Linked DNA regions of Mus musculus: regions 1, 2, 3 and 5 are each linked to region 4. Evidence: chromatin loops called from intact Hi-C (ENCODE). Cell type or tissue: heart. All regions are shown on one strand. Links, peaks and the distances in the headings refer to the core of each region. The heading gives the core; the rest is flanking DNA.

Region 1 (5,776 bases), core at 439-5,438, 320 kb after region 4:
GCATCATGTAGAGCAGACCCTGGAGACTTGTTGTTGATCCAGGAAGTGTAGATGGCTGGGGGGAAAACCTCACCTCCTTCGTGAACTCACAGAGGTTCGAGGCTGGCCTCTCATGATGACTGCCAAGCCTTGTGGTTACAGTACCACAGTGTCACAAGCAGGAAGATCAGATCAGATCAGCTGTACAAGAAAGAATGGGTACAAACACGTGTGTCATATATGCCTTGCAGTGCAAAGACCATTGCCAAAAGAAGGCATAAGATGCAGAGTTGTCAGGGATGGGGCTCAGAGGTGGACCACAGTGGAGCAAGCAAAAGGCTCTGGGTTCCATCAGAGCATCTTAAAAGAAAAAAGGAAGGGGGGAGGGAGAGAGGGAGAGAGAGAGAGAGAGAGAGAGAGAGAGAGAGAGAGAGAGAGAGAGAGGAAGTAGTTGCCTTGGGATAAGAGAGGTGGAAGAACTCTTTCTATAACCGCCTTTTTTTCTTTTCTTCCAAAAACCTTTTAAAAGGAGCTGGGGAGGGGGATGTTGCAGGGAAAGGAGTAAACTGGAAATCATCATGTTAATGAAATAAGACAGACTCTGGCCAACAAGAGGGCTCATTGAATAAAGTGGCTTGCCACCAAGCCAGATGCCTGAGTTCTATCCCTGGATCCTCAGGGTAAAAAGAGAACTGACTCCTGAAAGTTGTCCTCTGACTTCCATATATGTGTACATACACAAAATAAATAAAATTATGAAAAACGAAACCAGACTCAGAATGGCAAACAGTGTGTGTTCTCTCTCATACACAAAACCCAGATTTAAACCTGTGTATGTGGAGTAGGGAGAGAATGCTCAGCACGAAAGATCACTGGCTGCTCTGGAAGAGGACCCAGGTTCGGTTCCCAGAACCCACCTGACAACTTATAACTGTAACTCCAGTTCTAGGGGAATTAGAGCCTCTACTGGCCTCCTCGGGTACTGCATGCATGTGGTGCACATACAAACATGCAGGCAAAACAGGCACATGCATAATTACATTTTTTTTTTTTTGAGACAGGGTTTCTCTGTGTAGCCCTGGCTGTCCTGGAACTCACTTTGTAGACCAGGCTGGCCTCAAACTCAGAAATCTGCCTGCCTCTGCCTCCCAAGTGCTGGGATTAAAGGCGTGCGACACCACCACCTGGCTACATTTTATGTCAGTGTGTCATAGACAGGAGGTCATGAGAGGAGAGGAAGGGATCTTAAAGGAGCAGGAGGAAAGCGGAAATAGAATTCACGTGACCTGGAGAAAAAGGAGAGGGGTTAAAGCATTTGTCCAGGTCATGAAGACTGGATCTCAGTACCACTGTCACTGGGTAAGTGTGGCGCCTGCCTGTATCTCCAGCCTCTGAAGGCATAGACAGAGGCTCCCCAGAACAAGCTGGCTAGAGAGGCTGTGCATATTGGTGAGCTCTGGGTGTAAGTGAGACACTGCCTCAAAGAATTAAGTGGAAGACTGTTGGAGGTTCCTGACACCAGCCTCAGGTCTTCATATCCACATGCACACACACACACACACACACTTAAATATAAAAATTCCTTCAATTCCAGCACTCAGGAGGCAGAGGTGGGCGGAGATAAGTTTGAAGTTAGCCTGTTCTGATCTATATAGAGACTGTCAAAAAAAAAAAAATCCTGGTGTGGTGGCATATGGCTTCAATTCCAGTACCAGGGATGCAGATAGAGAGGCAGGAGGATGTCTGTGACTTCGAGGCTTGTCTGGTCAACTCAGTGAGTTTCAGGATAGCTAGGACTACATAGTGAAACCCTGACTCAGAAAACAAAAACAAACAAACCAAAAATTAAAGAGATAACTAAGATGACCCAGGGTTTCTGCATAGGTCTGTGAGGACACAGGCTTCAGTGGCCAGGCCTGCCCACCTTGACCTCAAGGGCTGACACTGCCACCTGACCTACCCCTTCATAAGATTTTGTTCTGGCAGTCCTAGCAGACATTAATAAGCATGTATACTCATCCGTCCTCTCATTTACCCGGTTCAGGAAGGTGGAGGCCTAGAGTGGCCAAGGGGTTTGTGTGCCTCCTGTGGTATGGTGTCACATCTGGAGGCTGGGTGAGGAGGTGGGCAGCGCAGCCTGCAGTGACCAGCATGGGCCAGTCTGGACATCTTGGGTATACTGACATGCCCTGAGCTGAGGGGATCCCAGTGTGTCTGCTGGCTGAGTGTCCAGCTGTGGCGGGCAAGGAATCTCAGGGTGTGTCTTGAGTGATATCAGCCAAATCCCTCCCTAGTTGTAAAAGTAAAGCTCGACTCTTCCACGACCCTTATAGTCGTGGCTAGGGGCAGAAAGAAAGAAATGAGACCTGAATATTTTTGCAGGGAAACCGCGATCGGCGGCGCCTCAGAGCGTCCGAAACGCAAGCGCGCCTCCTGGTGGTCCCTCACCGAACTCGCCGCGCGAGGATGCCTGCGCTTCCAAAAGTGTCCCGTGGGCTCAGAACCTGCAAGCTGAGAGGTGACAGGATGCGGATCCAATAGATGCAAGACATGCTGGACCCTTAGTGCAGTTTGATCTGAGGGTGGCGACTGCTTCTACTCGCCTATAGCTTCAGACAATGCCCAGGCAAACAAAGGTTCTCCGAAGGAACTACTATGTGAAGGGAGCCCACAGGCAGCTAAAGAGTGTTTAGTTCCTTCCCACAACCCCAAGGTGCTATGCATCGAGAATTTGCTGTGGTGGTGGCTCACCTGTCACCACGGCACTCAGGAGATTGACTTGAGATCATTAAGAGTTTAAGGCCAGCCTTGACTACATCGTGAGTTTGAGGCTAGCCTGTGCTACATAAAACCCTGTCTTAAAGGGCAAGCAAAAAAGGGTCTTGGAGGAGACAGCACAGCAACGTTAAGACACTAGCCACTAACCCGGATGTCGTGAGTTGGATTCATGATCTTCACATGGTGGATTGTGTTAGCACAATCCTGCAAATTGTGCTCTGACTTCTACATACATGCCATGGACTGACCCCCCCCCCCTAATAAACTTAAAAAGAATTAAAATAAGCAAACAAGGAAAAAACCCAAACTGACAAAATATTCCCCCCCCCAAAGAAAACGAAAAACAAAAACCCAAAGTAAAATTTATTTACTATTTAGAGTACTTATTCGTACAACCAGAGATAAGGCAGGGATAAATACAGATGCTGACGTCATTTCGCGCACACCAGGCGCCCAGTCAGCAATACAAAAAAGTTCAAAGGCAGTCACCTTGGCTAGCCTTCCCTCTAGAGGCGGAAAAGAGAAGCACCAAGGGTACTTGGGAATTTAGTTGTTCTCAACATGTGGGCTGCAACCCCTTTGTGGGGTCGAACTACTCTTTTACAGGATCATCTGAAAGCCCAGATATTTTCATTAAGATTCATAACATTAGCAAAATCACACTTATGAAGTAACAATGAAAATATTGTTATGGTTTGGGTCACCACAACATAGGAACTGTTTTAAAGGGCAGCAGCATTAGGAAGGTTGAGAGTGGTGGTTCTCAGTCTAGAGGGTTAGCTCCGTGGTGCCGTGTCAATGTTCAGTTATGCTTTCTTTACTGTATCAAAGTGGCAACTTTGTTTTTGTTTTTCGAGACAGGGTTTCTCTGTATAGCCCTGGCTGTCCTGGAACTCACTTTGTAGACCAGGCTGGCCTCGAATTCAGAAATATGCCTTCCTCTGCCTCCCGAGTGCTGGGATTAAAGGTGTACGCCAACATGCCCGGCTAAACTGGCAACTTTGGAGAAATCTAATAGACAGATCCCTGTGGTGTTTTGTTTAATTGGGCTAAGACACTGCTCTTATCACAACAGCTAAGCAGTCCCTCACTTTCCTCCTTCCTCCCTCCCGGTTTTTGTTCTTCTGAGACAGGGTCTCACATAGTCCAGGCAATCCTTAACCATGACCGCTAGCTCCTTACACTCCTGTTTGCACCTGCCAAGTGCTGGGATCACAGGCTTTGACACAACAGACGGCTCTCGCCTTCTTAAACTTGAGAAGCCACGCACTGCCAAGGTTTAAGGGAAGAACTACAATAATAACACGCTGATCCACTATCCCGAACTCCATTTCCCAAGCTTCCTTGCTGTTTGAGGTGAAGCATGTGATCAACTCTGGCCAGTAGGCTGTGAGCAGATGCTCTCTGTTTTCCCCCCACTTTACCCCCCATCCTCATGTCTCAGGTCTATTTTGCCGCTTGCCTCACGGTGGCACCTTTGTCCCTGCTGGAGAAGTAGAATCTCAGGGTCCACACTGACATCCCACTGGGTGTACTACTTCAGAACCTTCATCCCAGCTTGATGGTGAAGTGTACTCCACAAGCTCTCAGGTTGGAATACTTCCCCATTTGGTAGGGCTGTCTTACAAAGTTTGACCTTAGGGATGTGGGCCTTGAACGGTATGGGTTCTGGGTCCGGCTTTCTGTTTCCTGATCCCCAAGATGTGAGAAACTACTGCAAGCTCCTGCTTCCAGTGACTGACTCGGCTCTTCCAACCCTCAGGTCTTTGTTGTTGTTGTTTTTCGAGACAGGGTTTCTCTGTGTAGTCTTGGCTGTCCTGGAACTCACTTTGTAGACCAGGCTGGCCTCGAACTCAGAAATCCGTCTGCCTTGCTAGTGCTGTGATTAAAGGCGTGCGCCACCACGCCCCCCCCTTTTTTTTTTTTTTTTTTGAGACAGGGTTTCTCTGTGTAGCCCTGGCTGTCCTGGAACTCACTCTGTAGACCAGGCTAGCCTCGAACTCAAGTGCTGGGATTAAAGGGCTATGTGCCACCACAGCCCGGCCCAACCCTCAAGGGTTACCCGCCAAAGTAGACTGCACTCTCCTATAGCCGGAGCCAAATTAACCCTTCCTACCGTAGTCATGATGTCTCATGGGTGCACAGCAGGTCCCGGCTCCCCAAGTCTCTCTGCTGCTATGTAAGCAGAGCAGGACCTCTCCAAGAACAGTCTAGGCTCACAGAGGTTACTCCTGGAGACGGCTCAACTTCTTTTTCCCCTTTTGGAGTGTCCAGAGCCCAGCCCCAGTTAGGCAGAGCACAGTTGACACTCTCAACCCTAGTCAACGCCACTCTGCCCAAGCTATTTGCAGCCCTTTCTCGCCAGGACTCTTCTTCAACCTGGAAGCGGTTCAGCAATGCACCCGTTTACACCCTTTGTCGGTGTGCTGTGGCTTGTAAGGGGTTCCCTAGCAGGCATGGAGAAAATGGGATTTCCTGACAGGCTTCCTGGGACTTCCTTTGGCAATTTTCAGGAAGAGGGCTTATGGAGAAAGCCCAAATGGCTCAGGGACCCTTGGTTCCTCTCCCAGTTACCTCTTCTTCCCAATTATGTCGTCACTTCTCTGTGAAGCATTCATTTAAAGTGAACGGTTATTTAATGGCTTCCTGTTAAGAATTTGTTTTTGTTTTTTTCCTCCACTGAGTATGGAAGGCTTACCCAAGGCTCACAAAGGTAAAGAGCACATTTTCCAGTGACAAGATCCAGGGCACACAAGGAAAAACATTACATCACCCGGGGCTGTCGTGTGATCCCAGGAGCCCGACCGCTTAATGCCGGTCTGAAACCTATTTATACTTCTAGGGTCTCTTCTTGAACCAAAATCAGAGCAAATGACCCGCCTTCGTTTTAGCTTGCTGTTCTTCCTTCTAACACAATGTGTGGATCCAGGCTAATCACTGTAGAGCGAGCGGTCCTCATGGCCAGGTTTGGATTGCTACTAGCCTACTATTTTTTTTTGATGCAGATATAACATTAAAA
Region 2 (5,776 bases), core at 435-5,434, 310 kb after region 4:
CTCTCTCTCTCTCTCTCTCTCTCTCTCTCTCTCTCTCTCTCTCTCTCTCTCTCTCTCTCTCTTACACACACACACACACACACACACACACACACACAGGGTTTCTTTGTGTAGCTGTCCTGGAACTCACTCTGTAGATCAGGCAGGCCTCGAACTCAGAAATCCACCTGCCTATGCCTCCCAAGTGCTGGGATTAAAGGTGTGTGCCACCACTGCCCAGCTTGTTTTGTTTTTTCAAGCCAGTATTTCTTTGCATAGCCCTGGCTGTCCTAGAACTCACTCTGTAGGCCAGGCTGGCCCTTGAACTCACAGAGATCTGCCTGCCTCTGTCTCCAAAGGGATGGGATTAAAGGTGTGCACCAGCACTGCCCAGCTTTGAACTGTCTATCTAGCCGAGAAAGGCATTGAACTCCCGGTCCTCCTGCCCTACCTCTGGAGTGCTGGAATGACAGGTGTGCACCATCACATCTCACTCTTGTTCATGTCTTGAGCCTTGGCTTCCTGCCTTGGGTGCTCTGAGGAGTCAGTATCCATGGAAGTCATTGTTGGTCAATGGTCATCTGTTCTCCACTCTTGGAGGTATCCATACAGAGGCCAGTGGCCCTGTGTTGAGATTCTAGCCCTGCTGCTTGCCAGTGGCCAGTGTGGAGAAAATTGTCCCCTTCTGCTTGGCATAAGCATCAATAGAAGATAGACAGTGTCCATAAATGGCTGTAGCCATTCTCATAGAGGCTGAACATTGCTTGGGAGGTATGGGGGGATGGTGGTGCTGGTCTGGAATAGGAAAAACACCATGCTGCCCTTCAGGAGAGTCTTCAGATGGTGCCAAGTGTGTCTCTGGCCATAGTTACTTATATCATCAGGGCAAGAACATGACTCAAACTTCAGCACTGTATCCCTAGGGATGTCATATAAACACACGTAGAGCCACCAGGCCCTAGTTCAAGAGGAACAGAGACTGTGACTCTAAGTGGCTTGTGAGGAAACTTCCAGAAGGATCTCTTAAAACAAACAGAAGGCGTGGGAATCAGGCACTGGAAATGGGGAGATTGCTCTGCCCACAGGGATGCATTTCTACCCTAGTGACTCCACCCACCTTGCTGGGCTCCTAGCAACATCACCAGCACCAGTTCTGCAGGCAGACAGCAGGAGACTGAGTCATGTAAGTTAGGGGCCTCACAGGCCCTAGCTCACTGGCATCCTAAACACTGGCCTTCAGGAAGGTAACCTCTGAGCTCTGGCTAGCACTGCACTCCAGAGTCTCCATCTAAATGACTGACAGCCAGCACAGCTCAGAGGAAAGCAGCCTAAAGGGACACAGGATAAGGAGCAGAGGAGGCAAAGCCCTTTGTCCATCCGGCTAGTGGATCCTTATTTCTCCTCCTGACCTTTCTCATGGCCGTGGGATGGCACCCTGCACAACCTCGACTGGGCATTGGCTCTCATACCCTGGCCTGCCCTTGGTGCCCTTGGGAAGCCAGCATGAAACGAGCCCATCAGCAGAGCACATCGCCATGGGGATGGGAGCCCTTAGTGGTGAACTCAGGGATAACTGACTGTGAGTTTTCACAGACCCGGGGTTGCCTGTGGTTGGCTTGCCTTCATTCTCTGTGGGCCCAGCCTCCTCCAGTTGAGGGCAAGACACCACATTCTCAAAGAAGCTCTGCAGCAATGTCCTCTTGCATTTTCTAGATGGAGACACTGGGTCAAAGGTTATTTCCACTACACCCAAGGGATCTTCCCAACCGATTTTTGTAGGTATGATTTAAAATAAAATATACCCTCTCACAAGTTTCCATTTTCCAAGCTGAGAAGAGTCCTGGAGACACTTGGTGACACATACTTCCACCATGACATGAGTATGGTGGCCCTGAAACACCCGGAAAACAGTTTGCTGGGCACATTCTATGTAGTGTGTCTCGACAATGGGGAAAAAAAAAGAAAAAGAAAAAATATACATATATAGCAGGTTCAAAATTAATGCATCTTTAAAATTCGAACACGGCTCGCTCTGTAAAAATTTAGAAATTACACAAATTCCACCCCCCCAACCTGATTTGAAGGGCACAGTTACTTATGTGCCTGTTATGCCCATGCCATAGTGCATATTCAGAGGTCAGAAGAGAACCTGTGGGGGTCAGTTCTCTCCTCCCATTCCTTGGGGAGTGAGCTCCGTCTTCATCAAGCACCTGTATCTTTTAAGTCATCTTGCCAACCCTCTCAGAGCGTTAACAAATGTTACTCCCACACTCATGATATGGGACATTTTGGTACCTATAGCCACACTCTTCCCATCTTTCCCCTTTGGCTGTGGCCTGGCCTTCTGACTCTTTTCCTAAGTTTGACACTGATGGCTCAGACCTGTCATCCCAGCACATGATAAGCGGAGGCAGGAAGGAGGATTGCCTTGAGATCACAGCCAGCCTGGCTGGGTCTCATGGTGACTTCCAGAACAATAACAACCACCAAGCAAAATAGAAACCAAAAACCAAAATCAGGACGTGAGAAGGGGGGTCGGGGCAGTTCTCAGCAGTTAAGAAGTTTGTTTGCACCGGGCAATGGTGGTACTCTCCTTTAACCCCAGCACTTGGGAGGCAGAGGCAGGAAGATTTCTGAGTTCGAGGCCAGCCTGGTCTACAGAGTGAGTTCCAGGACAGCCAAGGCTACACAGAGAAACCCTGTCTCAAAAAACAAAAAACAAAAACAAAACAAACAAACAAACAAACAAACAAAAAAACCCAAGAAGTTTATTTGCCTGTTTTTAATTTTTAAAGAGATTTATTTCATGTATGTAAGTATATATGACGAGTACACTGTAGCTGTCTTCAGACACACCAGAAGAGGACTTCAGATCCCATTACAGATGGTTGTGAGCCATCATGTGGTTGCTGGGAATTGAACTCAGGACCTCTGGAAGAGCAGCCAGTGTTCTTAACTACCGAGCCATCTCTCTAGCCCCAGTTAAGAAGTTTACCGTTCTCCCAGAGGGCCTTAATTCATTTCCCAGCACCCACATCGGGGCAGCTCACACCCAGCTCCAGGGGTTCATCACACCTCTGGCATCTCTGTCTTCATTCATCAGCATATCCCACACACACAGATAGACCCACATATACCCCCCCCGCCCCCATATATGGAACTTTCAAAGAATAAAAAGTTTTGTGGCCTTTTGTTTTGTTTTTGTTTGTTTTCAATCAAACAAAAAAGCCCCTAAACCAAGCCCTTCTGGCCATCTGTCCAGCATGGGCCCCGAGAAAACAGCAGAGGCCACAGGAGTTCTGCCACTGCTCCCCCCCATACCACACAGTCCCTGAGATGACAGATTAGAAACCCAGTCTCAGCACCACACAGGCTCTGGAGATTCCTGGGGACTAGATCTGCATCCAGAGGCCGCAGAAAGCAGCAGGCACCTTCTCTTTCATCAAGAGAGTCTATAAAGTAACAACAGCGCCCCCTGCTTGCAAAAAATCGCTTTCCCTTTTCTTTCTTTCTTTCTTTCTTTCTTTCTTTCTTTCTTTCTTTCTTTCTTTCTTTCTTTCTTTCTTTCTTTCTTTCTTTCTTTCTTTCTTTCTTTCTTTCTTTTCCTTCAATTTTCTCCCGGGGAGGGGGGATATCCCCAAAACCTAGGAGTGGTGATCAGAATTTCCTGGGCACGCCCACCTCACACCCTGCGATTCGTTCCCACATTGCTGTAATTATAAAAAGCCACTTAATAGACTCTCGCTCTCCGTGTGAAAAGCACAGGCTCTTCTATACACAGAGAGATCTTAGGACTCCTATGTCTACTCTTCCAAACAACACAAGTTAAGCCCAAAAGCAGGCTGATGTAACTGGCAAGAGTTCACCATGTGCCCAGGGAGTAGCCATCTGTGGATCCACTGTCACTCCTGTGCTCTGAGACAGGCCATCCTGCCTTTGTCACAAACAAGGCTCCATCTTCACCTCTTACGATGTGCATCCTTGGGGGCGCTCTGTCACTTTCCAGAGTCCCATTTTCTACCTTGTTCAGAGGTGGAAGTAAAACCCGCCCTGGAGAAGAATGTTCTTATGGCGGCCCCCAGTGACCCAACAGACTTTCCTCTGATCACTCCATTACCAACATCTCTAACTCTTCTGGGAGTCCCTGAGAAGGGCGCAGAGTGGGGATGGGGTGCTGCCACCCGCATGCCACCCTCCAGCCCAATTTGGGGGGACTCTTCAGTAAAGCCTCTGCCAACCTCCCTGGTACCCCACATTTATCACGGACATTAAAACAAAAGCGTCAGGAGAAGGCAATTAAGATTAATAGCCCGCGCTGTCGATTGAGAATCACAAGGGAGAAGTAATTAGATTTTACAGGAGACATCGCTCTCTAAAACAAGCCTCACAGCATGGGAGTCCCCGGTCCTGAGAGCCTTCGGTGATGTCTTTTTGTAAAGGCTTTCCTGATGACATTCTCCCAGAGCTCCGTCATTAATGCCAGTCACTGATGGCGTCTGAAAGTGGCGTGTTCCTCATTGAGATTCATCAGATCTGCCATTTCTCTGCTGTCCCGCCCCTGCAGACAGACCTCCCATCACCACGGAGCTAGGCCAGTACCTTTTTACCCAAACCAGCCTCCTGGGGCCCCACATACAGGAGTTGGGGGGTTGGAGGCATAATGAGAAAGGATAAGCGCTGAGCCAAAGCCCCCTGCGAGGACCCTTTCTTTCAGGCAGGGGAATTCTCTGCAGGCTGCCTCCTTTTCTTTGCAAGAGCGGCTCTAGGAGAAGCCCCCATTCTCCTCCCACCTGACCGGCCGCCAGCAGCGTCCACCGTTGCTCCTAGCTGGCCCCCTCCTCTCCGGTACGCAGCTGTCCCCCGCGCACAGACTCAAGGGCCTGATCATCGACCCAAGAGGGGATCCCGCGGCCTGCCGTGCTTCTGCACGCTGGTCAGTCCACCCTTCTCAAAAGTCGCAGCCCCAGTGACATTCCACTTGTGGAGTCCACGCGCGAGGCAGGCAGAGGACGTGCAGACAGCGACTGGCAGCACATTGGAGACCGAAACTAGGGCTGAAGCGCCACCTAGTGCGTGCGACACGTTCTCACGAGGTCTCCACCTTGTAGGGCAAATATCCATGAAAAGGGAGCCTAGGTCTGGGGCCGGGAGAATGAGGGAGGGTAGGATCTGCGATAGCGTGCTAAAGGAGAGATTCAAGACTCAAACAGGGGGCTACGGAGGCAGAGCTCTGCGTGCCTTCTAGTCTCTGTGACTGTCCCACGCGCATCCCTCTGAAAGCCCAGGGCCTGAAGACCTCAATAATTAATAGTAAAATTAAAATAGCCTATTCAATAACCACCAAGATACTGTGCATTGAACACTTGCTCCCCAGGCCAGGGTCGCAAAGGGGGGGCTCCTCCTCTGCCAGATCTGGCCGGCCTGGGCGGGGTCACTGGGTTGGGGCTTGAATGGGTGTGTGCGGGGGGCGGAGACTTGATGCAATTAGGAGGAGAAATGCTCTGATGCCCGGGTCACCTACCCGCGGGGCCCGCGGGACGAAACGTATATAAGGCCGCGTGCCCGGAGCCACCCCACTGTCGGAGCAGTAACTCTGTGCGCCCCACGCCACAAGCGCCCAGTTGCTTTGTGGGTTGTGCCTGCCCTGCGCCTGCAACTTGAGTCCCCGCCGCATCGCAGTCTCCGCGCCACCTTTGTAACGGCCTTCAGGACCCCGAGGTGTCATGGCGAGAAAGTGGAACGGGCGTGCGGTGGCCCGAGCCCTGGTCCTGGCCACTCTGTGGCTGGCTGTGTCTGG
Region 3 (5,776 bases), core at 612-5,611, 120 kb before region 4:
ACCCTGACTCAAAAAAGCAAAAATCAGGTATATATATATAAGCTGCCTATAATTACATCAGCGGACAGGAAGACCAGCCTCTTTCTAACTAGAGCCCACAGGAACCAGAGGACTCCGCAGATTCAAAGACCTCACCCCCCATACTTAGCCAACCCCCCCCACCAACCCCAAATGCAGCTGAGATCTCAGCCTCTGTGGTCGGCACCTGCCCTGCTCGCTGTACAGCTGAGATAGAACATTTCTTTCCCATTCTAATGTATGAAGGCGGAGGGCGACAGAACTCTGTCACTGCATTTAGAAACCGAAGCCTGGCATGGCAGCACACGCCTATGACTCCAGCTGCGGCAGAGACAGGACAGCCTGCCTCTAAAAGCTAAAACATGAGCCAGCACAATGGCACACACCTGCGATCCTAGTGCTTTGAGGTAGAGGCAGGGGGACCAGAGTTCTATAACTCCCATCCTTAGCCAGCCTGGGCTATGTGAGACCACCTTTAAAAAAACAAAACAAAACAAAAAAACAAACAAACAAACAAACAAACAAAAAACCCACTAGTCACAGCCCATTCATCAGGGCTGGGAGATGGCTCAGCAGATACAAGTGCTTGCTGCACAAGCCTCATGACCTGCACTTGATCCCAGAATCCATGTGGAAAGCCAGATATGGAGCCAGTGAGCAGCAATGCTGGGGTTGAGACCGGGGTCTTACTCCACAAACACTCTGCAACCCAGCCATGTCCCTAGCTGTATGCTCAATGTTCTCAACTTCAGAACCACGAAAACAACCAACTGAAAAATAAGTCTGTGTAATCTGGGATCTAAATAAGGCCCCTGTACCCATCTCTCACACACCAAAGGACTGAAATGAACATGAATGCTTCTGACTGCAATTTGCTGATAACATCTCAGATGTTATGTTAAGAACACAAGGATATATATACAGCCGGGCGTGGTGGCGCATGCCTTTAATCCCAGCACTTGGGAGGCAGAGTTCAAGGCCAGCCTGGGCTACAGAGTGAGTTCCAGGACAGCCAGGGCTACAGAGAAACCCTGTCTCGAAAAACCAAAAAAAAAAAAAAAAAAAAAAAAAAAGAACACAAGGATATAAAAACAGAATAAACACACTGGGAAGTACTCTGTGTATGTCTTTCTGTCTGCCTTTATGTGTCTATGTGTATGGATGTGTCTGTTTGTGTCCATGTATGGGTCTGTGGAGCAACAAGTGTGCTGTGGTGTGCTTATGGAAGTCGGAGGATAGATAGCCTGAATCTTTCCTGCCACATATGTCCCAGGGACTGAACTCAAGGTGTCAGGCTCAGTGGCAAGTGTCCTTTGCCCACTGAGCCTTCTCATCTAAATGCTCAAATGTTTTTTGGTTCCTCAAAAGATAACCACCAGAAAACCAACAAGAACCTGTATGGCAGCATATAAACTAGAACCCAGCACTCAGGGCGCTGAGGTGGAGGCTGTAGAGTTTGAGGCTAGCCTGGACTACAGAATGAGACCCTGCCAAGAAGCAAACACGTGACAGGATGACCTGTGGAAGAAGAATGGTTTTCAAATAATGGATTCCGAATATATAAAGAGCACTTACTAATCATTAGTTAAAAAGATAGCTAACCTGTTTAATAACAAAGATGCCAGGCACAGTGATAGGGGACTGGGGGAATGACACTTAAACATAGGAGCTCAATGGAAGGATCTCATCTCAAAACAAACAAAAAAGGAAACGGAGGAAAAAGGCAGGGCTGGAGCTCATGGGTGGAATACAAGCTTTGTGTGTTCGAGGCTCTGTACTTGATCCCCAGCAAATGGGATGTGGGGGGTGCTGGCAATGTGGGAGGAGGGCTGAGAGGAGAGCTAATCAGGGGAAATTCGAGGCTAAGATATCCAGTTTCGTTCTTTTCTAAAGGACAGAGCAGAGCGGCCCAGCTTGATAGTGTGTGCCCACAGCCTATAATCCCAACACTCAGGAGGCAGGAGGATGGCTGCAAGTGTAGGGGGCATGCTGGTGTACGTAGTGAGTTTCCGGTTAATCAAAGCTATAGAGATCCGTCTCAAATGCATCCCAACCACCACCAAAAAGGGAGTGGGAGGGAGGAGTAGAAAGAGAGACACATACAGACAGACAGACTCCAGGTTTGTTCCTAGGCTGGCCAGAACTCCTTGGTCTTAAGGTCCTCTGCTTCAGCATTCCCAGCCACTGGGACCATGGGCATGCACATTCTATGTAGATCTCTGAGAAGGCCAAAACTGTTTGTGGTGATGGCTGTACAACTCTGAATACATCGATAACCACTGAACCCTTCAATCGGGTGATCACGTGTAGGGTGAAATATCAATAAAGCTGATAGAAATCAGACGGGGACAGAGAAAGCCACTCAGCCCCACACAGCCAGCACGAAGCTCAGTCAGAGAGGACCTAGTCACAGGATGGAGGAATCCACCATCTTGAGGCCCTGAACCTGATACCTATAGCGCAGCGGAGCAAAGGTGGCTGGGTCAGGAGTTGTTATGGAAAGGGCAACCCCCACCCCATGCCTATGGAGGCCAGTGCACAGACGGAGTAGGCTAGCCTGCCCAGGACTCCATTAAGAGACAAGCTGGTAGGCAGACACGACCATGCCCAGGACAAAGACCAGGGGCACAAGGAGGTAAGGATGCTCAGGACGGTGCGGAGTTATGCCAGGTGCCTTCCCGACTAACAGGTCAAAGTCTGAAGGGCCAATTAAATTCCCTGGCATTTTACAAGGTGTTAAAGGCATAACTGTCATAAGCCCTCAATTAAAGGTCAGCTCTAGGGCCAGGGCTAAAGTTGGGTGGAGAAGCTGTCTAGCAAGGCCCAGGGTGCTCTGGAGACCTAGTACCACAATCAGTTCTTCAACCCCACCTCTGCACTCTTCTACATCTGAAGCTCCCACAAAAGCTGCTTCTCCCTCCTTCAAACTTCTGGTGACAACCTTCTCAGTCAAACAGAGAAGCAGTGTTGACTCAGGGCCTGAACTGGTGACTCACTCTGGGTGAGCCAGCAGAGGCCTGACCCCTGGTGGACGCTGGGGGAGGGGGGTGGGGGGTGGGCTGTAAGTTCTGACTGTGAGGGTCTACTGGGTGGTGAGGACTTACTGGAGCTTGGGCTACTTACTGGCAAGGCCCAGGCAGTGCAGCCAGGGCAAACCACTAGGAAGGGCTAAAGCCTCTGCTTGCTTCACTGGGCACAACAGGGAATTCCTTCTCCCTGGCCACAAGTCCCCATCCCTCACACGGACCAAGAGGAAACAAAGGAACATACCAGGCCCAAACACCTCTGCAGTGACTGGGCACACACCCAGGAGGAGGGGCGGCTGGATTCCAGGCTCCTTAGCTCCAGGAAGCAAGCTAGGCGCTTGGATTTCCATTGACCCCATTGCAAATTTCCCTCAGGTGCCCAGGCCTTTCCTCAGATGTTGGCCTCTCAGCCCAGTCCTGAGGACTAGAGACCAATGCTGGAACCCGGCTGCTCAGCCTTACCAACTTCCTACAGGTCCTTGGACCCTCATAATTCCACTGGGTTCTGGAACCCCAGGCTCCCCAGGCCCACCAGCTTCCCCCAGGCCCTCATCATTCCACTAGATTCTAGAAGCAAAGTCCCCTTACCCCCACCAGCATCTCCCAGGCCTCAGGTCTACATTCTTTTCCCAGGTTCTGGTACTCTGACTACCACAGACCCATAATTATGCACTCTGACCTAGAACACCCCAAACCGACTTAGCACTTCATCCTGGGTTCCTGCTCTGAAACCCCACCCCTTTCTTTATGTCCAAAATTCCTAGGGCCTGTGTCCTAGGGCCCGCCCCCTCAGAGCCAGACCGGCTGTGCACCCCTAGCTACTCCACAAATGACGGGATGAACGGCTCAGCATTGGTGTCCGAAACCTCCGATCCTTGCCCAATACCCGGGGCTCCGACGTCCCCATCCAGACCCTGCGACCCGGGACTTTGAGCCTCCAATCCTGGCCCTACACCCCGAATCCCGAATCCCAGCGCCACACCACAACCCCAACCCCCCGATTTCGGACCCACACCGCGAACCCTTGGCCTTGACTCTGCACCCCGGTTCCCCCTCCTAGCACTGCACTCCAACCCCCGATCCTAGCCCTGCAGCCCGGGTCCCGACGCCCGACCCCAGCCACACACCCCAAGTCACAATCCCGGCCCCACACCGCGAACACCGGGTTTTGGCCTGGAATCCTGACTCAGGGGTCCCAGCCCTACACTCCGAGGCCTCGACCAACAGATCCTGGCCCTGCACCCCTGGGCCCCGACCCTGCCCCGCACTCGGATCACCTGGGCCCAGTCCAGACCCTGTACCCCAACCTCCCGTCCAGGCCCGGCACCCTGACAACTCATCATCCCACACCCTTCCTGTCCCCCAGCAGCTCTCTAGGACGCCCATCCCCCGCTCACCGCACCAGCAGGGTCCACCAGGCTCCCGCCGCGCCCCGCCGCTCCCTGTGCCCGCTCACTTCCGGTTCCGCGGAGGCGGGGCCGCATCCGGGGCCACGCAAGATCCCGCCCTATTCCAGGCCGTCCCCGCCCCGTATTCCTGTTAGCTGATCAAGAAAGCAGGATACACAGTTCCAGGACTCATAGGCAGCTCGGCCGCCAGTCAGCTGCGGAGATCCGATTTAGAAACACCCGTCAAGCCCTGTCCAACACACATTCACCCTCAACCCAGCTTCCAACCATGTATCCACCCTGCAACTCTCTACCCACGCATGGATCTACACAGCATCATTCACTCCCCTGTCAATCTTCTACCCACCAATCCACCAATCTGTCCTTCTGCCCATCTACCCATACACCCACTCATCTAGCCATACATCTGTTCATCCATTCTTCCATCTATCTGCTTCCTATTGTGATCAAAAAACTGAACCCTGTCTCGAAAAACAAACAAAACAAAACAAAACAAAAAGAACTGATCAAATACAGCTTGGGGAGAAAACTGCTTATTTGGCTCATAAATTATAGTCCATCACTGAGGGAAGGAAGTTAGAACAGGAACTCAGGCAGGGCAGGAACTGAAACAGAGACTATGAAGGAGTGCTGCATACTGGCTTGCTCAGCCTTTCTTTCACATCCCAGGTCTACCAGTGTAAGGGTGGCAACCCACAACGGTGGGTTGGGCCCTTCTGAATCAATCAGTAACCAAGAAAATGCCCCCACAGACTAGCCTACAGGCCAGTCTGATGGCAATTCATCAACTGAGGTTTCCTCTTCCAAGATTACTCTAGTGTCAAGTTGACAAAAACTAACCAACATGTCACCTATACACCCATGTGTCAACCATCCATCTACTTATCTATCCATCCACTCATCTATCTGTCCTAGTTGACATTAACTGTCAACTTGAAACAGCCTAGAATCACATTTTTTTTTAAAAAAATCTCAAATGTGTACTTGTCTTATTTAGGTTATTCTGTGGGCATGATTGTCTTGATACAGGAGGGCCAACCCACTGTGGTCCATCCCTAGACAGGTGTCCTGGACTGTATAACAAAGCTAGCTAATAAGGCAGCGGCCAAGTGGATCACTTAGAGGCCAGTCTGGTCCTGATCAGCCAAGTGAGGGATTCTGTCTCTCCTGCCCCCCTCTCCAGAAGGAGGAGGAGGAGAAAGGAGATGAAAGAGGGAGGTTAGGGATGTAATTCAGTGGTAGAGTGCCTGTCTAGTATGTACAGGGCCCTGGTACCAACCTTAGCACCACAAGGCAGAAAACAAAAGGCTAAACTGTCAAAAT
Region 4 (5,776 bases), core at 346-5,345:
TGGGCTGGAGAGACAGTTCAGGGGTTAAGAGCACTGGCAATTCTTACAGAGGACCTTCACGAATTCAATTCCCAGCACTCACATGATGGCTTACAACCATCTGTAATTCCAGTTCCAGGGGCTTTGACATCCTCTTCTGGCAAGCACACTTGTGGTATGCTGACAAAATACTCGTACATATAAAAACCATTAAATATTCCTTGGTATATGTATGAGCATTTGTAGGTGGTTTAGTGCTCCTACAGGTCTTCAAGTGCCCACGGAGGACAGGAAAGGGCATGGATACCCCTAGGACTAGAGTTCCGTTTGGATGTGAACTCTTGTGTGGATCCAGGTTCTCCGTGAGAGCAACACAGTGCTCTTAACCGCCAATCCATTCCCCCAGGCCAATAATATGTATATTAAAATGAGTAGAAGAGAGGATTTGGAATATTGTCATCAGAAAAAGTTGATGTGTGCCGGAGGTTGTAGAGACACTAACTGCCCTGCTTTGAGCTTTCGTTAACAATACACTGATTCCACAGCCACACCCAAGTACTGCTCATGAGTTAAAAAGTGCCTGTTGCCCAAGCTTGAGGACCCATGCTCAGATCCTGGTGTCCACATAAAAAGACGAACAAGGAGGTGCCCATCTGAAACCCCAACTTTGGCAGAGACAGATGGATTCCTGGTGCTCAGTGGCCAGGCACTCTAGCTGAATGGCTGAGCTCCAGGTTAGTGGGGCGCAGTTATGCACAGCATACCCAGCAGGGTTGACTTATATTTTTTTAGATTGACTTATAATTCACCCATTTAAAGTTCAGTGCTTTGGTTGATTTTTGAGACAGGGTCTCACGCTGTAGCCCAGACAGACAGCTGAGGCTGTATAGAATGACAAATGGGGCTGGAAAGGTGGCTCGAGGTTAAGAGCGTTTGTTACTCTTCCAGAGGATCTGGGTCTGGTTGCAAACAACTATGCAGGACTGCTTACAACTGTCTGTAACTACAGACAGGGGAATCAGGGGCCCTCTGCTGGTCTCTGCTGGGCACTACAGTCTCTCTCTCTCTCTCTCTCTCTCTCTCTCTCTCTCTCTCTCTCTCTCTCTCACACACACACACACACACACACACACACACACACACACACACACGAACACATTTTTACTAGGTTGGGGGAGGGCTCTTTAGGGGAGCAGACCAACAGAAGTGAATTTACTGGACTGGCTTACTTGAGGGGGCTGAGTGTATGTATCCTGTAAATGCAGAGGAGATTCAATCCCAGAAGCTGGAAACCTCAATAGTCAGAATCCAATCTTGAAAGTCTGGGGGTTCCCTGGAGAGCCTATAGTTGTTGAGTCTATAGTTTTTCCTCTATGGTAGTTTCTTTTGAGACAAGATCTCATGTAGTTCAGGCTGCTCCAGAACTACTCCCCTTCACACCATGTAGCTCAGGATGACCCTTAAGCTTCTGATCCCCCTGCCTCCACCTCCCAGGTGTGCACCACCAGGTCCAGTTTATTTTTGTTCTGGATGTCAATCTCTTGTTAGATGTGTGTTCTGTAAACACCTCCACATCATGTGCACTACTTTTCCAGTCTGTTCATAAGATCCTGCAATTTAAAAGTTCATAATTTTGATAAAATCAGGTGCATGTATTTTTCTTTCCATTGTGCTAATAAAGGGGAAAAAGCCTCTCTGGTGGCGGTGACCAGAACACGCCTCTCAAGAATGGCCTCCACCATCCTTGTCCAGAAGAGAAGAGGACATACAGAAGCAGGGTGCTACAGAGCCAGGTTCCCACCTCACAGCTGTGAAATGCCCAGAGCATATGCAATTCCTAGTCATGCCACCATACTCCACGTTGGCTGCTCCTACAGCAGGGAGAACAAGGTTTCCAGAAAGAAGTTCTTCATGAGGGAGGAGCACTGAAAGTCCCTGAACCAAGATGAGCCGGAGGCCATCCCAACAGACACCAAAAGGAAGGAAGAGAGCCAGCTGTGGCGGTTCACGCCTTTAATCCTAGCATTCAGGAGGCAGAGGCAGATGGAAGTCTGAGTTCGAGGCCAGTCTGGTCTGCAGAATGAGTTCTAGGTCAGCCCAGGCTGAGAAACCCTGTCTAAAACAAAACCAAACACAAACAAAAAGGTAAAGAAAGGAAGAGAAAGAAAGGGGGTGGATAGGAGTCAGGATGGGAGGAAGAGGAAAGAAGGAAGACAAAGAACAAAGGGAGAGAGGGAGGAGAGAAACAAGGAGGGAAGGAGGGAGAGCTTGAACATCCCTTACTGGTTTCATGGAGGTAAACTCACCCTTGTTTGTGCTGATGATGGTTAGAACTCTTGCCTTCCTCTCTAGGGTTGTCTGTCTCCAAGTTTGTCTTTTCTTGAGTGTTGTTGCTCCACTAATGCTAGGTGGGAGCTTTCCTCAGCTCTGCCATCCCTTGCCTTTCCTTGCAGAGGTTGTTGTTATTGTTGTGTTTGTTTGTTTGAGGCTGGGTCTCACTATGTACCTCTAGATGGCTTGGACTCACAGAGATCCCCTTGCCTCTGTCTCTGGAATGCTGGGATTAAAGGTATGCCCCTGCCATGTCCATCAGGGAACGTGGAACCTCCGCTGCAGGGATGGGCAGCGTTGTAGAAGCCTCATCTTAGACACCCGTATCTTAATTCTCAACCTGTGACACCCAGGCTTAGCCCTGGCCCCTGGATGGAGGCCATGAAGGCCTGCTGAGTGAAAAAGATTTTGTAGATGTAGTGAAGATAAGGCCCCAGGTTGGAAGATCTGCCTGGCATGCCTCAGAAGACCCATCTGGGCCTGTACACTCAACAACTAAAGAGCCCTGAAGAGGAAGGGCCCAAAGTCAAGGCTGGCACTGCAGTTCTGCCTTGGATTTTGGGGACTTGGCGTGTCTGGACCAACCTGGAACTCAGTCTACAGAGTCCCCTTCAGACCTGAAACTTTAGGCTCCTGTTAGCAGCATCATTTGCACCAAGGATTTGGTTTATGCTCTCTGGGTACAGATCCCAGGGTTGCCAGCAGAGGGCGGCAGCCACCAACAGAAAGAGGCCAGCAGTGCCTGTCTTGGCTTGGAGTCAGCACGGTGGTCAGTGAAGAGGCTGCTGAGTATGGGACATGAAGGGATAAAGGCTTCGGAGGAGCCATAGTGTTCTGCATGTCTCCCCTGAGTGCTGGGATTACCGGCATGAACCGTCAGGCCTGGACAAATCTGAACATTTAAATGCAGATTTCCAGGACTTTTATTTAGGAAATTTTAGAAGCAAGTAAGATGTGAACCAGTGGTGTAGATCAACTGGAGCTGCCTTATAACCAGGACAGGCCCCACTTTTGGAAGTATCAGGCCACAAAAACTGTCCCTGTGGTCTGACAAGACTCATTATGCACCTAGTATGACTTGGAGAACTTGGGGCCAGAGAGATGGTTCCATGGTTAGGATCACTTGCTGCTCTTCCTGGGAACCCGAGATTAACCACAGCATTTACATGCAATTAAAAATAAAAGAAAATCTTAAAAAAAAACCCCACAGAAGTTGCAGACCTAGGGCCTTCCCTACCTCGCTCCACCCATGAAGTCCCTGCAATGGTAGAAATGTTCAAGCCTAAGTAGGAAGTTGTAGTTTGAAGAGATGGTTTTCCAGCCAGCTTGCTGGGTGAATGTAGCCCTCTCTAAGCCTCTAAATTCTTATTTAAAATAACACCCCTGGCTGTCTGGGGTTGTTTTTTGTCACCAGGTCCTGAGCCATATTAACCATTCTCCATTCACCTCATGCTAGGCTTATTGTATGCCTGCCTGCAACCTTCTATTTGGTCCCATTCATTATTTTCCCCCTCAGCCATGGCATTAATCCCTAGTGTTAACCAAACTCCACTGATGTGCTATATCCTCCTCTTCCTAAAGTCCAGGCTATCATGTCCAGTCTCCATGAAGCCGGAGAGCTCTGCCTGGGTCAGTACTGGTCTTCTGTCCTCCTCGTTATCTTGCTACCCCCTTGCCTCTCTCATCTCAGAACTTATTAGGCACCTTAGGGCCACCTCAGGGCCTTTGCACATGCTCTTCCTGTTCGCTCTACCTCCTTCTGGGCTCTCACTGCTTGTACCCAGTGCAGTTACTCGAGACAGCCTCACCCGTGTTCATTAAGCTGTTGGCATCTTACCTCCTTGTGGGATGATATGGTTGTGGGGTTTGTCTTCTGAGTCAACACATGACACCCTCAGTAGTGCCATCTAGGGGGAGGGGATATGTTCACTCTGTCCCTGCAAATGCTATGTCAGTTCTGCAGAGTGGGGAGGAGGCTCTGTTAGGAGACCTCTGTCCAGAGCTAGTAAGGGGTCTGAGACATCATGCATGTAGTGCAGCTCTAGACCCTTACTCTGTACCCTAGCGGGCTTCAAAAGAGGGACCCTGCAATGCTAACTGTGCTGATGTCCTGTCTGGATCCTATAGACGAGAAGGAAATGTTCCAGGGCTTAAACAGGTTTTTCTTTTTTGAGACAGGGTCTCACTATGTAGCTCTCGATGGCCTGAACTCCTGAACTCCAGAGATCCACCTGCCTCTGTCTTCTGAGTGCTGGGATTAAAGGTGTCCATGCCATCAGCCCCCCTGGCTAGGGCAGAGTTAGATTAGGAGCTGCAGCTTTCTACATGGTTTGCAGGAGTGCCAACAGTAGGGGGCATCAGAGGCTGCTGCTGCTCTGGGGAGGTTCCAGGGCTAAATGGTATGCAGACTCCATAGCTAGGTGATTAATGCTTTACTGGCATTTTGGGGTGTTAGAAAGAACTCTTGTATTATGAAATTATGGTGAATATGGGCGACAGATCTTTAAATAAATGTCCCCACTTGCCCACTCACATACACTGGTCCCACAAAGTTGCTCCCCATGGGATTTGGAGACAATGTGTGATGCTGATTCTACTGCGCTGGGTTATATGGTGCCTTAGCTGTGAGGCTGTGGGACAAGCAGCTAATGGCCAACTGTAATCTCCACTGAGGCAGAGCTCATGCCTAGCAGGGTCAAGTGCACCTGTCCACACCCAAACACAAAAGCACATCTGCACACAGACGCACAAATGTACACATACACATATACAAACATGAGAGAGTGTGTGAACATGAACGCAAACACACCAATGCCTGTGTGGAGTGTGTATAAACACACCCACATACCAAAGTGTGCATGTGCAAGTGAGTGATACATAAGACAAGGCACTTCTGAAACATATCCGTATACACACACACCTGTGTGTACACACAGGTCCGCATGTGCATGTGTACACACAAATACGAACATGGAGACACAAATGCACACAGGCACACATGAGCACCACAAGTATACACATGTATGTGCACATTCAGAGGCACACACAAACACTTGCACAGCCCACGCACGCAGTACAGGGAGATGGCATCCCAGGACCATCTAGAACAATTCAGACACTGGCCACAGAAGAAATGAGTGTTCTTGAATGTTCTCAGGTCGGTGGTAGTGCACGCCTTTAATTCCAGCACTTGGGAGGCAGAGGCAGGCAGATTTCTGAGTTTGAGGCCAGCCTGGTCTACAGAGTGAGTTCCAGGACAGCCAGGGCTATACAGAGAAACCTTGTCTCGAAAAACCAAAAAAAAAAAAAAAAAAAAAAAGGATGGTCATTTTCAAATCTGCTGTATTAACCATAGGGCTCATCGGGGACTTTGGGGACCGGAGAAGGTTAGGAGAAGAACAGCCAGGAGAGACCAGGGTTGTGTATTCAAATTTATTTGGATGAACGCTCAGCCACAGTCTCCTGT
Region 5 (5,776 bases), core at 204-5,203, 96 kb before region 4:
CCCGGGTGGTGCTAAGCAGTATGAACAGGGACCCATTTCTATAGACTAAGAACCAACTGGAAACCTAGGTTAAAAACATCACTTCTAGTGACTAAACAGGTCTGTCCTGTGGAAATGAGCACACTGCAGGCAAAGAGAGCAGGTGACTTGATGCTGGGAAATAGAAACAGCCTCCCTCCACTGCTCACCTGCTCCAGCCAAGGCACAAAGACACTCTACTAAAAGAACTATTCTATTACTGTCCCTAAGCACTCTAGATCATCACAAGATGTCACTGTCTATCAGCACTGGGACCCTTAGCTATTTTCTGGCCTGGGTCTGCATTCTTGGAAGGGCAGAATGAAGAAGATCCTATAAAGAAAGGGCCAAATGAGGCAGCACTGTCCCATCTGCATGCTTCCCAAGCACACCAATCACTTCTTTGTGGTGGCCGTTGCAGCGAGGGCTCAGTCCAGGGAGCTCTCCTTTTCTCCTAGGATGCTGAGATAACCTAGGAAAGGGAGGCACACAGAGCCAGATGCCCTAGGACAGAGGAAAACGCTGCACAGCACAGATACAATCCAGACTAAGCAAAACTTAGGCTACAAAGTAGGATCATGGCCACACCTCTTATTAATGGTTCCTCAGTGTCCACAGTCTATCCTGTGTGGGAGAGCAGGCTGAAGTCTTTGCCTAACAGCTCAGTTGGGAAGAGAATTGCGAGCGAGTGATACAAGCCCCTTCTTTCACACTCCATTGCAAAGCATGCTGCTCACACTTCCTAGCCTGAGACAAGCATCTATTTCTACAAAGAACTAGAATCACTGTGTGTGGACATGTGAGGTGCCCTGTGATCATCAGAAAGTATCCAGCTGACCATCCTGACTGCCCATTCTGTAAGGAACTGCTAGCTAGGCTGAGTAATGGCAGGGAGAAGCAAAGTAAAGGAAGAGCAGTGGACCAGAGCCTGTATCCTTTCTGCATCACAGTGACATCGATATAGACAGAGGTAGCTGCCTGTGGTGGGGAAAACTAAGAATATTACCTGCCCAGGCCCATAGCTCAACCTCAGCAATAAAGCTGCTAAAATCCAGGGACGGAACAACTGTCATTCACCTGAGCTGCCTGAATGCGAGATGGCAAAGCACTTAGGAAGAGCTCCCTGGGTAGTAAAGAACTGGGGACTGAGAGTGCAAACACAGTGAGAGAGCTCAGTGGGCAGAGGCACTGGCCAGCAAGTCTGAAAACAGAGTTCCTCCCTGGAACCGACATGGGGAAGAGAACTGACACTCCTGCATTGTTCTTTGACCTCACTATGGCATGTGCACACAGACAGATAAACACAAATACCTAAATGTAATAAAAACGTTAGCAGGAAAATGCAAACACCCATGAGACAGGAAGAAGCCTCACCTCTTAGAATTCCCCCAGTGAGATCTTTAAATCTATTCAGTATTAGGGCAGCACTCAGTAAGACATCAACACAGAGACACAGGAAAGGCATAATGTTTCTAAGGTTTGCAAATTTTATTTCTCTACCAGGAGATCTTGAAACCTAAAGTCGTCCCAGCAGGGAATTCTGCACGCACTCTTAAAAGGTGTGGGCTCCTGTGTGAAGGACCCCACATCGACAGAAGCCTGTGCTCATGAAAAGCCACCACAAAGGCTCCTGTGAAAATGTTCAAAGTTGTCCATGAGACGCTGCCAAGCCTGCCCTGGGCTTTAACCACACAGAGCAGACTGGGGTTCTAAGAATATCCAGAAAGACAAGTTCCAAGCTTTACCATCCCAGAAACTTTCTGTTGCCACACAGTGAAGGTAGGTAGGTAGAGAAAGATGCCAACCTGAGCCCAGCTTCCCTCCTCGTCTTCCTGATGTTACATGGTTAGGAATGCAAAAGAACAAACCGTTAGTGTTTGTAAGCTATGGTAAGGCAAGCAGGCAATCATGGATGGTTGGACACATGAGCATGCTGGGATCGCAGCAGCATGCAGTCTGTGCAGCACCAGCAGCCTGGGGTTTTCATGCAAGAAACACACCCTTTCCATGCCAGCATATCAGTAAGAGGGAAAAGCTGGGTTCCACTATCAGAGTCGGGTGCTAAACTGAGCTCTGTCCCGAGGGCAAATCAATTCTATCTAAATGAGCACATCTGCAGCAACTGTAAGATCCTGGAAAGAAAAAACTAAAGCAAAACAAACTCCAGTTTGTACACTTAGTTGATAACCTAAGAGGGGACATGTCTGTGAAACAACTGAACATTAACACCTTCATTCCCAACAGAAAAGGCCAAAGCCCAAGCTGGTCTGACACAACACGTGCCCTGAGAACGCAGGCTGCAGTGACTAACCGTTTGTGGCGTGGCTGTAAGCGTTTCCATCTCTTCATGTGTCAACCAGACATTTCCTGTGGTCTAAGGTACCCAGTGCACCAGCCATATCCCAGGGCCAGGGAAGCATGACAGAGAGGAGAGGGCACACAAATAAACTTCAGGCACAGGAGCCTGAGGCAAAGGCCACTCTTCACAGAAAAAGATAAAAAGCCACATGAGCCCAGCCCTCCTGCCAGAAGCTATACTCTGGCAGCAACTGCTCAGCAGAGAAGAGCTCACAGCTTCCAGGGCTGGGCTGCTGTGTCTGCCCCTGGGGTACATAAATAAAGAAAACAACACCCATTTTAGACTTCCAGAAATGTTGGCTCTCTCAGAACTCTGCTCACTCTCTTACAACAATCTCACTGGACTGGAGATAGGGCTCAGTGCCAGAGCTGCCTATCAGCGCAAGGCCCTGGGCTTTATCTCCAGTACTTCCTAAAGGAATGCCTCCCATAAGCAACCTCATTCCAACAGCAGCAGAAGGCCCCTCTTCCAGCTGGCAGGTATACACCAAGGAACTAGCCCAGACAGGCCAAAATTAACCATACCATGTCCTGGCTGTCTCCCTGACACAACCAGAGACAGGACCAAAGTCTATATGCTTGTTACTATAAGCTCAAGGGAGGAATCTATGCCTGTGCCTGATAGTGTGGAGGGAACACTTCCAAGCTAAGATGGTGGGAGCTCCCCGTACAAGCACAGCGGAGAAAGACTTTGGAGGGGCCTCAATAAACATGCCTTTCTGACATGAAACTATCAGGGAACAGGAGGGATTGTGGCAACAAATATCATTCTCTGGATAAGAGCTCTGAGCCACAGCTGAAGACAGAATCCAGGGTTCATCCCACAGAGAGCAAAAAAACTTTCCAACACTTTAAAGTAAGTTTGAGTTAGGGTGAGGGTTGCAAAAAGGCATCTCAAAGGTACTTGAGGGCTTCTCCAGAATCACTCAAGGTAGTCAGGAATACAGTCATGTTTGGCTTTCCCCTTTGGTTGATTTTTACAGAGAAAAATTACTGTCCAGTGAGAAGAAAAATACATTCTCTGGTGACCAGGACACTGGGTGGCAGCAGCTATTCCTCACTAGTGACATCCAAAGTGCTCTGCAGAGCTAGTACTCCAGAGAAAATGCAAGCAGCTCACTCCTTACATGCTGCCATGGAGCCCATGCCAGGGCAGAGTTCACAGACTAAGGAGGGCAGGGGCTGGATGCCAGTGAATTTTAATTCAGCAAAGTAAGTCTAAGTGTTCTTCCCTTGTTCTACGGTCCAGCACACCGTTCTGTGACATACGGCAGATAAAGAGGCACAATCCCACCTCTGTGACAGACCAGCCACAGGCCCAGGCCAGCAGCTATCCCTGTCGAGTCAGAGACCCTGGATCCCTACTGTCCTACTGCTGCACTGTGAAGAAGTCACAGGGGAATGTGTAACCTGCTCAGCAAGTTGCTCACTCTGTGTGAATGCAGAGTCCAACTCTGCATGGTCCGGGGTCATCAGGCATGAAAGGCAAAAGGCAGGAAGTGCGAGTATAGATAATAGAGTATACACTCCTCAGTTCCTGCACGGAAGCCCTCGGGACAACAGGTACAATAAATGCATGTGAGGGTTTTTTGTTTTGTTTTTAAATAATTTATTTTTATGTGCTTTGGTATTCTGCCTGCATGTATGTCTGTGTGAGGATGCCAGATCCCTTGGAACTGGAGTTACAGACAGTTGTGAGCTGCCATGTGGGTGCTGGGAAATGAACTCTGCTCCTTTGGAAGAATAGCCAGTATTGTTAACTGCTGAGCCACCTTTCCAGTCCCACATGTGAGGTTTTTAAGAAACAATTTCTACCTTTAAACACCTTTCTTCTTGAGGTTTTTCTAGACAAGCTTTCATTTTTAACTGGATTAGGGTCTCACTGCTGGACTCAAAGCTCGGACCCTCATACTCCCATACTAGATCAAATGGACCTCACACTCAACTTCAGCCAGGCTTTCATGAAAACCTTTGTCCAGTGCTGGTTACTGGTACCTTTCACATGCTAAGCAGGTACTGTACATAAATCTGTATCCTAGCCCAAAATGCTTGCTAGTCTTGGGTCATCCAATTCATACAAGCAAGTTCTAAGGCATCTGCAGCCATGTTTTAAATGAGACCTTCTGGGGGTTACAACGACCTATAAGAAAGCCTTCCAGGAGACAGTCCTTCCTCCCTGAGCATAAGAGCACCTCACGGGAGACTTACCGTCCTGGATGTGGGTGGAGCAGAAGGGCTAGTCAGTGACATTATCTCTTGGATGGCCAGCCGCAGCTTCAGCCTATGCAGGGGGTTGCTGATGCCAATCTCCCGCTGGATCTCAGTGTCTGACAGGGCTGACATGATGGCACCACTCTTGACATTTGCTCGGCAAGCAGCCACATACCAGGCAGGCATCCCAACCCAGAGCTAGACATGACAACAAGAGGGCCAGAACATCAGGCAAGTGTGAGAGGCCTTGCTGAGTTCCTATAGTGCAGCACGTGAAGAGGACTCACCTCTAACCACACTACCACTGTGGGCCCATCCCACTGTGCAAAAGGCAAGCCTTGCCTGCGGGCCTCCTCCAGCAGCTCGTGCCTATGAGGGAGACATTCAAAAGAACCAGTTAGTAGATAGCTTTGACAGGTTTCTAAAACACAACAGGTGCTCACCACCTTCTTCCAGGCTCCAGCTGCTGGCACCATTCATAGCACACTAGCTGTGTTTACTACAGAGTGCCTGCATGAGGAGCTGGCTGAGCCCTTTATCCCAGAGAATCCCACCTCCTCTCAAAGAATGACCAGTAGCTTGAGTGACACCCAGTAGTCCTCAAACCTAAGTTCATGTAGCACTAGGCATCACACCCTTTTACCCTGGCCAGAAAGAACACAAACATGTTGGCAGGTGGATATTTGGTGCTGAGTGTCCTTATACCTACGAGAATGGTATCCCCTCCCCCAAAATTGCAGGTAATGGGGTGCACCTTTAATCCTAGCATTCAGGAGGCAGAGGAGGGTAGATCTCTGTGAGTCCAAGCCTAGCCTGGTCTACACAGTGAATTCCAAGACAACCTGAGCAAAGACAAAAAAGAATATTTTAAAGTCCTGGGGAGCCAGCACAGTGGGCAAACTGCATCCTAGCACACACCAGATGTGGCTTCTATCCCCCCCCACAGGTTCTTTCTCAAAATTACATTTTTCCCTGTGTGCACATGAAGTGGCCAGAAATTTCTGAATCTTTTTTTTTTAGATTTATTTATTATTATGTTTAATTACACTGTAGCTGTCTTCAGACACTCCAGAAGAGGGAGTCAGATCTCATTACAGATGGTTGTGAGCCATCATGTGGTTGCTGGGATTTGAACTCAGGACCTTCAGAAGAGCAGTCGGAGCTTTTACCCGCTGAGCCATCTCACCAG

The links. Hi-C counts contacts between places; a loop is a spot of excess contacts. Peaks named below come from ENCODE experiments on the same cell type or tissue, not always from the same donor. Only the 100,000 strongest peaks of a DNase experiment are listed, where the experiment ranks them.
Region 1: a loop joins it to region 4, with 10 times the contacts of the local background. A loop is called at or near these places in 36 of 42 quality-filtered maps.
Region 2: it touches region 4 in a loop (16-fold over the local background); 36 of 42 quality-filtered maps call a loop at or near these places.
Region 3: a loop joins it to region 4, with 2.6 times the contacts of the local background. A loop is called at or near these places in 6 of 42 quality-filtered maps.
Region 5: it touches region 4 in a loop (2.3-fold over the local background); 4 of 42 quality-filtered maps call a loop at or near these places.

What each region holds. Positions count from the first base shown.
Region 1 is chr7:144,904,769-144,910,544 of GRCm38, forward strand. It overlaps Gm39119 (a long non-coding RNA gene), which reads right to left and starts at 5,769. Exons shown (of 3, transcript XR_870078.2): 1 at 4,874-5,769; 2 at 2,346-2,490; 3 at 1-180. In heart, for the core only: CTCF peaks have their summits at 951, 2,424 (motif pointing left) and 3,280 (motif pointing left); no DNase peak of the experiment used is centred there; H3K4me3 peaks cover 724 bases; H3K27ac peaks cover 640 bases.
Region 2 is chr7:144,890,977-144,896,752 of GRCm38, forward strand. Gm26793 (a long non-coding RNA gene) reads right to left here. Exons shown (of 2, transcript XR_003946907.1): 2 at 3,145-5,776. Fgf15 (fibroblast growth factor 15) reads left to right here and starts at 5,556. Exons shown (of 3, transcript NM_008003.2): 1 at 5,556-5,776. The coding sequence starts at 5,703. RefSeq lists a promoter at 1,981-5,641, enhancers at 4,142-4,188, 4,163-4,705, 4,163-4,514, 4,535-4,567 and a cis regulatory region at 5,408-5,422. In heart, for the core only: CTCF peaks have their summits at 3,446 (motif pointing left) and 5,058; a DNase peak (open chromatin) is centred at 5,055; H3K4me3 peaks cover 1,833 bases; H3K27ac peaks cover 670 bases; H3K27me3 peaks cover 3,558 bases.
Region 3 is chr7:144,466,248-144,472,023 of GRCm38, forward strand. It overlaps Cttn (cortactin), which reads right to left and starts at 4,688. Exons shown (of 18, transcript NM_007803.5): 1 at 4,442-4,688. In heart, for the core only: a CTCF peak has its summit at 3,127; DNase peaks (open chromatin) are centred at 3,344 and 4,534; H3K4me3 peaks cover 2,739 bases; H3K27ac peaks cover 2,376 bases.
Region 4 is chr7:144,582,821-144,588,596 of GRCm38, forward strand. Ano1 (anoctamin 1, calcium activated chloride channel) reads right to left here. Exons shown (of 26, transcript NM_178642.6): 26 at 5,729-5,776. Among named protein-coding and RNA genes, the nearest start is that of Fadd, 3.3 kb to the left of the region's middle. In heart, for the core only: CTCF peaks have their summits at 983 (motif pointing left), 3,009 (motif pointing right) and 4,660 (motif pointing right); no DNase peak of the experiment used is centred there; H3K4me3 peaks cover 52 bases; H3K27me3 peaks cover 1,503 bases.
Region 5 is chr7:144,486,868-144,492,643 of GRCm38, forward strand. Ppfia1 (protein tyrosine phosphatase, receptor type, f polypeptide (PTPRF), interacting protein (liprin), alpha 1) reads right to left here. Exons shown (of 32, transcript NM_001195086.1): 22 at 4,875-4,956; 23 at 4,585-4,785; 24 at 2,330-2,392; 25 at 1,824-1,850. Among named protein-coding and RNA genes, the nearest start is that of Cttn, 19 kb to the left of the region's middle. In heart, for the core only: no CTCF peak of the experiment used is centred there; a DNase peak (open chromatin) is centred at 2,564; H3K4me3 peaks cover 320 bases; H3K27ac peaks cover 2,815 bases.